2 separate regions of the Homo sapiens genome follow, and region 1 is linked to region 2. A link is an interaction called in ENCODE POLR2A ChIA-PET data of the cell type or tissue named here. Cell type or tissue: MCF 10A. All regions are shown on one strand. Each heading gives the region's core, and the rest is flanking DNA. Links, peaks and the distances in the headings are about the cores only. Region 1 overlaps DDR2 (discoidin domain receptor tyrosine kinase 2). Region 2 has its middle 13 kb from the start of UAP1-DT.

The links. Peaks named below come from ENCODE experiments on the same cell type or tissue, not always from the same donor. Only the 100,000 strongest peaks of a DNase experiment are listed, where the experiment ranks them.
Region 1: POLR2A ChIA-PET joins it to region 2 with 6 read pairs; 2 of 35 experiments call an interaction of 5 or more read pairs at or near these places.

What each region holds. Positions count from the first base shown.
Region 1 is chr1:162,676,456-162,680,849 of GRCh38, forward strand. All of the region lies in intron 2 of DDR2 (discoidin domain receptor tyrosine kinase 2), which reads left to right. Among named protein-coding and RNA genes, the nearest start is that of DDR2, 46 kb to the left of the region's middle. In MCF 10A, for the core only: no CTCF peak of the experiment used is centred there; a DNase peak (open chromatin) is centred at 2,176.
Region 2 is chr1:162,546,324-162,550,717 of GRCh38, forward strand. No RefSeq gene overlaps it. Among named protein-coding and RNA genes, the nearest start is that of UAP1-DT, 13 kb to the right of the region's middle. In MCF 10A, for the core only: no CTCF peak of the experiment used is centred there; a DNase peak (open chromatin) is centred at 2,068.

The DNA of each region.
Region 1 (4,394 bases), core at 193-4,192, 130 kb after region 2:
TATGTATCATTTATCTCCAGAGTCTAGCTCATTCAGGCACATGCTAAGTTCTCAGCTAATGTCTGTTGAACGAACTAAAAGAATAGGCACACTTTTATAGCTTATTAAGCTCAAACATAGACTCCAAAGCAAAATCTCATCATTGCCTCTTGCACATTTTGGAAACAACAGCAATAATAGTTACCATTTCTTGAGAACCTACTGTGTGCAAGGCACAGTGCCAAATACTTTGGGGGAGCCAGTGATTTTATGTGCAATGTTTTTAAAAGTCCCTGGAGTTAAAAAATTCCTAGGAGGTAAATATTATCCACCCCTTCCACAGATGACGGAAGTGAGGCTCACTAAGGATAAGTAACCTGCCAAGTTGCACAGCTAGAAAGTAGAGAGCTGAAACAGGAACTCAAAGCCTGGGCTCCGAACAAGCACGCCCTGCAGACTTCCCTTCCCTGTGATGCCCCATGCTCAGTTTTCTATTTTCTTTATAGTGGAAAAGTCAATGCCCTTCCTATGAGAAATAAAAGGGTTTAAAGTGGTCAAAAGGAAACAGTGTTTCCTCTGTGCTCACGGGGTTTTGGCCAATCACAGAGGGTGAACCAAAAACAATATTATGCGAGATGTGGCCAGTTTGGGTTGATTCCAGCTTTGGATGCTGTGAGCTGGATCCCAGGAGCACACGAGGAAAAACGATAATAGCATACTTGAGATCCAAGCCCATGTTGGGGTGAGGATAGAGGTTTTGCTTTCCTCAAACTATTGCATTTTTCTTTTCCTCCCTAAGGGTCCGGGCAGGATGCTTCCTACCCCAGGGGGCCACTTCCAAATGCTGCTCTGTCACTTGGTGGAAAACTTCAAATTTACTGAGGGTTTACTGTGGAAGACTTAGTCAAGAGGGCAAGTACCCTATATCTCCAGATTGCTTTGCACATGTTGGCATTCAATTAATATTTTATTTGTCAATGGATTTAATAGCTGATTACAGTTTGCAATGCTCTACTCATGGATAAATCAGTTGATCTTCTCAGGCTTCTTATGCCTTTTCCCAGTGGATTTTTCATTGTCGTGGATAACCCCAGGAAAAAGAGGAGGCACAGAGGAACCTCTCTTACATGAATAGGTGGGGGGATGCAAGGGAGGACTTCTAGCTTTTCTTCTCCTGACTTTTCTACATTCCCCAGGTTGAGTGACTCGTCTCCATCTTTTAATTTAGCATCTTGGAACTGAACAGCACCTCCCAAGCAACCCTCACCTGGGAACCAGGCAGAAACAAGTGAAAATGTGGAGGAGGTGTTTATGAATTTTTGGGCAGTCAGTGATTTCAGGGATCCAGGAAGTTATTCTACTTTCTAAACCACTTCCCCACCTGCTGGATATGAATGTAACTCCCTCAGCTTTCAGCTTTCACATCTACTTTATATACAATTCTATACTGCCTCTCCCATTTTATATTATTTATACCTATGTGCTGGGACTTGAGCAAAGGTTTTTTTATTTTTTATTTTTTTTTATTTTTTAAACTTTGTACAAGGGAAGCCATAAAGAATTTGGGCAACTTGTAGGGAAGAGGGAGAGTGAATTTGGTGAAACCGAAAGTCAGTAAAGGTCACATGGGAGATGCTGAGCTCTGCAGACAGATCTTTCAACGTGAAGCAGCAGTGAAGAACATGGCTCTGGAGTCAAACTGGCTGAGCTAAAGAGTTGACTTTGTTACCTACTAGTTACCTATTGGTAGTTACCTACTAGTTATCTACTAGTTACCTACCTCTGTTACCTACTAGTGTGACCTTGGGCAGGTTAAGTAACTTTTTGAACTTAGTTTACTGATACATAAATTAGTGATAATAATAATTCCTGTCTCATAAAGTTACCGTGAAGATTAAGTGAGGCAATGTATGTGGAGTGTTAAAACAGTGCATGACGCAGAGTAAACACGTTAAAATGAGCTGTTATTAATATTTGGTTGCTAAAGGTCTGTCCTACCTGATGTGTCTATCTCTTTCAAATACATCCTCTGGGATTTAGCACTAGAAACAGTCTTGCAGAAAGTTAGAGCAGGGAGGAACCCTCAAGATCATCTAATCCAAAGTCCTCTTTTGTAAATGAGGAATCACTGGCCCAAGGTCACGGAGTAAGTCACTGAGTAATCCCTCTGGTCTGTTGCCCAGAATGCATTCCTTCCCACAAATCTGGCCATGCTTGTCCTGGAGGGCAGATAGACTAGCCTTCCCCAGGTAACCTTGTATCTTCCCGTAAAACCGTCTGTCCTCACAAAGTGGCACAATTTCTAAGGCTCCCTCGGGCAACAAAGTAGGTTGTGTTCAGAGACCAGTGAGGTGGAGAAACTGCCCAGCCACTGAACTCCAGGCTGGACTTGGTGAGTGGCACTCAGTGGAGTCAGAGTCCTGGAGACCTGCACATCAGGGAGAGGGTCCTGAAGAGGTCTTGAAATAATTTGACATGGAAAGAGAAAATACAAATTTTCAGAGACACAGATAAGCATCATATTTTTAAGCCAAGAACTCAGTTATATTTTTGACAGTGTGGTGTCTACAGTACTAAGGCATGTTCTTACAAGAGTGACACTCACTAGCTCTTTTTTTTTTTTAACTTTCATTTTAGTTTCAGTGGTATCTGTGCAGGTTTGTCATATAGTAATGGGGATTTGGTGTACAGGTAATTTTGTCACCTGGGTAATAAGCACAGTACCCAATAGGTTTTTTTTTTCTGATTCTCTCCCTCCTCCCACTGACCATCCTCAAGTAGGCCCCAGAGTCTGTTGTTCCACTCCTAGCATCCGTGTGTTTTCCTTGTTTAGCTCCTACTTGTAAGTGAGAACATGCGATATTTGGTTTTCTGTTCCTGTGTTAATTTGCTTAGGATAATGAGATCATGTTCTCTGACATGGAAAGAGAAACACACAAATTTTCAGAGACACAGATGACCATCATATTTTTAAGTCAAGAACTCAGTTATATTTTTGACAGTATGGAGCCTCCAGCTCCATCCATGTTGCTGCAAAGGACATGATCTCATTCTTTTTTATGGCTGCATAGTATTCCATGGTGTGTATGTACTATGTTTTCTTTATTCAGTCTACCATTAATGGGCATTTAGTTTGATTCCATGTCTTTGCTATTGTGGATAGTGCTGCAATGAACATGTGTCTTTATGGTAGAACAATTTATAGCCCTTTGGGTATATACCCAATAATAAGATTGCTGGGTCAAACGGTAATTCTCCTTTTAGTTCTTTGAGGAATCACCACACTGCCTTCCACAATCGCTGAACTAATTTGCACTCCCACCAGCAGATTATGTGTTTTTTTTTCAACCTTGCCAACATCTGTTTTGTTTTGTTTTTTAATAATAGCTATTCTGATGAGTATGAGATGGTATCTTATTATGGTTTTGATTTGCAGTGCTCTAATGATTAGTGATGTCAAGTATTTTTTTCGTATGCCTGTTGGCCGCATGTACGTCTTTTTTTGAAAATGTCTGTTCATGTTCTTTGCCCACTTTTTAATGGGGTTGTTTGGTTTTTCCTTGTAAATTTGTTCAAGTTCCTTATAGATTCTGGACATTAAGTCTTTGTCTGTTGTTCCCCTCCTAGTTTGCAAATATTTTCTCCCATTCTGTAGGTTATTTACTGTTAATAGTATCTTTTGCTGTGCAAAATCTTTTTAATTAGTTCTCATTGGTAAATTTCTGTTTTTGTTGCAATTGCTTTTGGTGTCTTCATCACGAAATCTTTGCCAAGTCCTATGTCCAGAATGGTATTTCCTAGGTTATCTTCCAAAGTTTCTATGGTTTTAGGTTTTACATTTAAGTCTTTAATCCATCTTGAGTTGATTTTCGTATGTGGTATATAAGATAGGGGTCCAGTTTCAATCTTCTGCATATGGCTAGCCAGCTATCTCAATATCATTTATTGAATGGAGAGTCCTTTTCCTAGTGCTTGGTTTTGTTGATTTTGTTGAAGATCAGATGGTTGTAAGTATGCAGCATTATTTCTGGGCTCTCTATTCAATTACATTGGTCTATATGTCTGTTTCTGTATCAGCACCATGCTGTTTTGGTTACTACAGCCCTGCAGTATACTTTGAAGTTAAGTCGAGTAACATGATACCTCCTGGTTTGTTCAGCTCATTTCTTTCTTGTTGAAGACTTCAGTTCAATGGCCTTAGTCATCTTTGGAATGGCATTTAGGATTCAGTTCAATGACCTTAGTCATCTTTAGAATGGCATTTAGGAAAATGGACTCCTTTACCAAAAAGGTGAAAAAGAAAATAATATAACCCAACCTTAAAGACTATTTTTTTAAGGGGAGAGGGAGAGGACTTTATTCATAATCCTATCAGCTGAACACATTCCAGTCTTCTTCTATAAAAACACAATTTT
Region 2 (4,394 bases), core at 65-4,064:
GAGAAACCCCGTCTCTACTAAAAATACAAAATAAGTTCAAGCAATTCTCCTGCCTCAGCCTCCCGAGTAGCTGGGACTACAGGTGCATGGCACCATGTCCAGCTAATTTTTTGTATTTGTAGTAGAGATGGGGTTTCACCATATTGGCCAGGATGGTCTCCATTTCTTTACCTCGTGCTCCACCTGCCTCAGCCTCCCAAAGAGCTGGGATTACAGGTGTGAGCCATCCTGCCTGGCCCATTATTGTCTTTTTGAGATGTTACTCTGCAATATTTATCTAAATGGGTGCTGGACAGAGTATTTACTGTTTTGGAAAATAAATGGTTGGATATATGAATTCAGTGATTAAGAGTATGAAATTTGTAGTAAGAGAGATGTGTTCATATTCAAAATCTGCCACAGTTGAGACCTTGAAAAAGCTACTTGACATTTCTCAGCCTCAGTTTATTGAACTATAAGATGAAAATAATATCAGGGCAGGGTATGGTGGCTCATGCCTGTAATCCTAGCACTTTGGGAGGCTGAGGCAGGTGGATCAGGAGCTTGAGACCAACCTAGCCAACATGACGAAACCCTGTCTCTACTAAAAGGACAAAAATTAGCCGGGTGTGTTGGCGCACACCTGTAGTCCTAGCTACTTAGATGGCTGAGGCAAGAGAATTGCTTGAACCCAGGAGGCGGAGGTTGCAGTGAGCTGAGATCACACTCCTGCACACTGCACTCCAGCCTGCGTGACAGAGCAAGACTCTGTCTAAAACAAACAAACAAACAAACAAAAAAACAAAATAATTATTAGAAAATTACCTTAACTTTTGTGGTAAAAAAATTTAAGCACATAATTGAAAATATTTCACATTGTTAATTTAAATGTAGGCTTTCCTTATTCTAATAATTATCCAAATCAGCTATAATCAGGTGCTGTATCAAAGAGTCACTCCAGCCTGGGCAACAAAGCAATACCTTTCTTTACAAAAAATAAAAAAAATAAAAATTAGCCAGGCGTGGTGGCATGCACCTGGAGTCTCAGCTACTTGGGAGGGTGAGGTGGGAGGATCACTTGAGCCCAGGAGTTTGAGGCTGCAGTGAGCTGTAATTGAGTCACTGCACTCTGACATGGGCAATATAGAACAAGAAAAAAAAAATTCACAACTGCCATTTGGAAAGTTCCATTTACTATATATTTTCATATTCCTAAATTGCTTTTTAGCAGTTTACTATTGTGTACTAAATTGTGGCCTAAAGTCATGTTTTTCTATGGCTAATAATAAATAACAATTTTAGACAGTTATTTAAACAAAATGGCTACCTCCAAACAAACTATCACAACTTTTTTTTGGGAGTTACAGTAGAACCGCATAAAACCTAATACTAATGGAATAATGTTAAATGATAAATAAATAAAGGACAAATTGATTTTTAAAAATACAAACAAATGCCGGGTGCTGTGGCTCACGCCTGTAATCCCAGCACTTTGGGAGGCTGAGGTAGGCAGATCACGAGGTCAAGAGATCAAGACCATCCTGACCAACATGGTGAAACCCTGTCTCTACTAAAATTACAAATATTAGCTGTGTGTGGTGGCATGCACCTGTAGTCCCAGCTACTTGGGAGGCTGAGGTAGGAGAATTGCTTGAACCTGGGAGGCGGAGGTTGCAGTGAGCCGAGATCACGCCACTGCACTCCAGCCTGGCAACAGAGAGATTCTGTCTCAAAAACAAACAAACAAAAAAACAAACACCATATATATAAAAAAAATCTGTAGATTTCCATCATGATGTAATTTAATGAGATAATCTGGTGAGGAAAAGAAAAAAGTCTGTATGTTTATTTCAGTCAAAAGGATTTATTTTATTCTTGGGTGGCCTGTTTATATTTTATCATGCATTCATTTTAACTGTTGAGAATACAGTGCAATGAAATATATTCCGTCAAAAGAAGAATCTAAATTGTCTCTTTAAAACAGCCTTACGATCATGACAAATCTAGTCAGAAGTTACTTCAGTGAGATGCCAGAAAGGTCTGGGCTCATGAGCAAACCCCAGGGCGTCTTTTCAAAAACTTGTGGGTGAGAAATGAGCTCAACTGGGGCAGGGTGTGGTGTGCTACGTGAAGTCAAGATTTCAGAGAAGACACTGTTCCTCTCTCTCCCTGGGGAGGAACACTGCCAAGGATAGTAAATAGTCTTTTAAAAGTACTTAGACTTTCAACTCTATAAGGAAAAATACTACCTTTAATAGGAATTGTTTTATGTGCCAGGCCCAAAAGGTGGCCTTCCTTTCTTCCTTATTCCCCCTCCCTCCTTCCCTTCTTTCTCTCCTTTGTATGTTTCGAATTTTAATGTTTATAATATCTGTAAAATTAAAAAATAATCTATTTTTTTCTTTTGAAAATCCTAAAAGCTTCAGGTCTTTAACTGATTTTTTTTTTTTTGCTTTTAATCTTTCTTTCATCACAAAAAGGAAAATAAAAAAGGAGTCTCAAGTAACACCAGCTTGGCTACTAAGGGACCCTTTGTGCCCCTGCTGGGTCAGCAAGGCCAATCAGAACAGTTTTATCACATAAGGGGCTGGTATTGTAGGAGGTGCAGGCCTGTCATATTAACTGTCTGTATTTTGTCCCACTTTATAGGCAGAGAAGACAAAATGGAGGCTTTTAAAAACCCTTCAGGGGATCTGGCACAGTGGCTAACACCTGTAATCCCAGCACTTTGGGAGGCTGAGGTTGCAGTGAGTCGAGATCACACCACTGGACTCCAGCCTGGGCAACAGAGTGAGACTCTGTTTCAAAAAAGAAAAAACGAAAAAAAAAAACAAGAAAAAGAAAAACCCTTCAAGGACTCCTCACTGCCCTCAGGACAAATTCTAAGCTCCAGTGTGGCTGGAGTCTGGTGAATCAGGGCAGGCTATGGAGAACATAAAAGGGAGAAGTTAGAGAAGGAGCAGGCCAGGTGGAGTGGGACAGCATAGATGACCTTGTGGGTCATTTGATGATTTTGCATTTTATTCTGGTTGAGATAGGAAGCCATCAGAGTGTTTTGAGCACAAGGGTAATATAAATCCACAGATCATCATTCTGGCTATTGTATTGAGAATGGCTTTAAGAAGGGCAAGGGGGCCAGGTGTGGTCGTTGACGCCTGTAATCCCAGCACTTTGGGGGGCTGAAGCTGGAAGATCACTTGAGCCCAAGAGTTCGAAACGAGCCTGGGCAACAGTGAGACCCCATCTCAATTTTTTAAAAAAAAAGGAAGAAAGAAAAGAAAAGATAAAAACAAGGGCAAGGGTAGCAGCAAGACTCGTTTGGAGGCCGTTATGTAATCCAGGTAAGAAATGATGATGGGAGAAAGTGATATTGAGAATTGGTCAGATTCTAGATGTACTTTGAACATAGAGCCTATGGGATTTGCTGTAGATTGGATCTGGTATGAGAAAAAGGAGTGAAGGATGACCCTAAGATTTTTTTTTTTTTTTTTTTTTGAGACGTAATCTCGCTCTCTCGCCCATGCTGGAGTGCAGTGGCGCAATCTCGGCTCAATGCAAGCTCCGCCTCCCAGGTTCACGCCAGTCTCCTGCCTCAGCCTCCCCAGCAGCTGGGACTACAGGCACACACTGCCACGCCCAGCTAATTTTTTAATTTTTAGTAGAGACGGGGTTTCTCTGTGTTAGCCAGGATGATCTCGATCTCCTGACCTTGTGATCCTCCCGCCTCGGCCTCCCAAAGTGCTGGGATTACAGGCGTGAGCCACCGCGCCCGGCCGACTCTAAGATTTTTGGCCTGAGAAACCATAGAGATAGGGAAGACTGAGGGAGGGAAGCAGGTAGTTTTGGAGGTGTATAGGAATCATTTGGGAATTCAGTTAAAGACATGTTAATTGTGTAAGTAAGTATTCAAGGCCGGGCATGGTGGTTTACACTTGTAATCCCAGCACTTTGAGAGGATGAGGCAGGTGGATCACTTGAGACCAGCCTGGGCAACATGGCGAGACCCCGTCTCAATTAAATTTTAAAAAATTAAATAATTCAAGCCCCAGAACGATGTCCTTGAGTGGGCATGAAAGGATGGGATCTAGCACACAGGTAGAGGGGTTGAACCATGGACAGTTTATCCTAAGCACATAGAGATAAGATAAAAATATGGGTGCAGATACAAGTACATGGGAGGGTGTGGTGGTGGGAACTTGTAAAAGTTCTCTTCTGATTGCTTTTGTTTTCTCAATGAAAGAAGCAAGGTTATCTGTTGAGAGTGAGCATGGGGGAGAAGATTATAGAGGCCTGAAGAAAAAAAAAAGATGTGAAATAGTCATCTAGGAGGATGGTAAAATGATATTTCTCTAGAGTAGACTAGAGAAATATAGCATATCATATTTCTGTGGTGTTCATGAATTTAAAGTCAGACG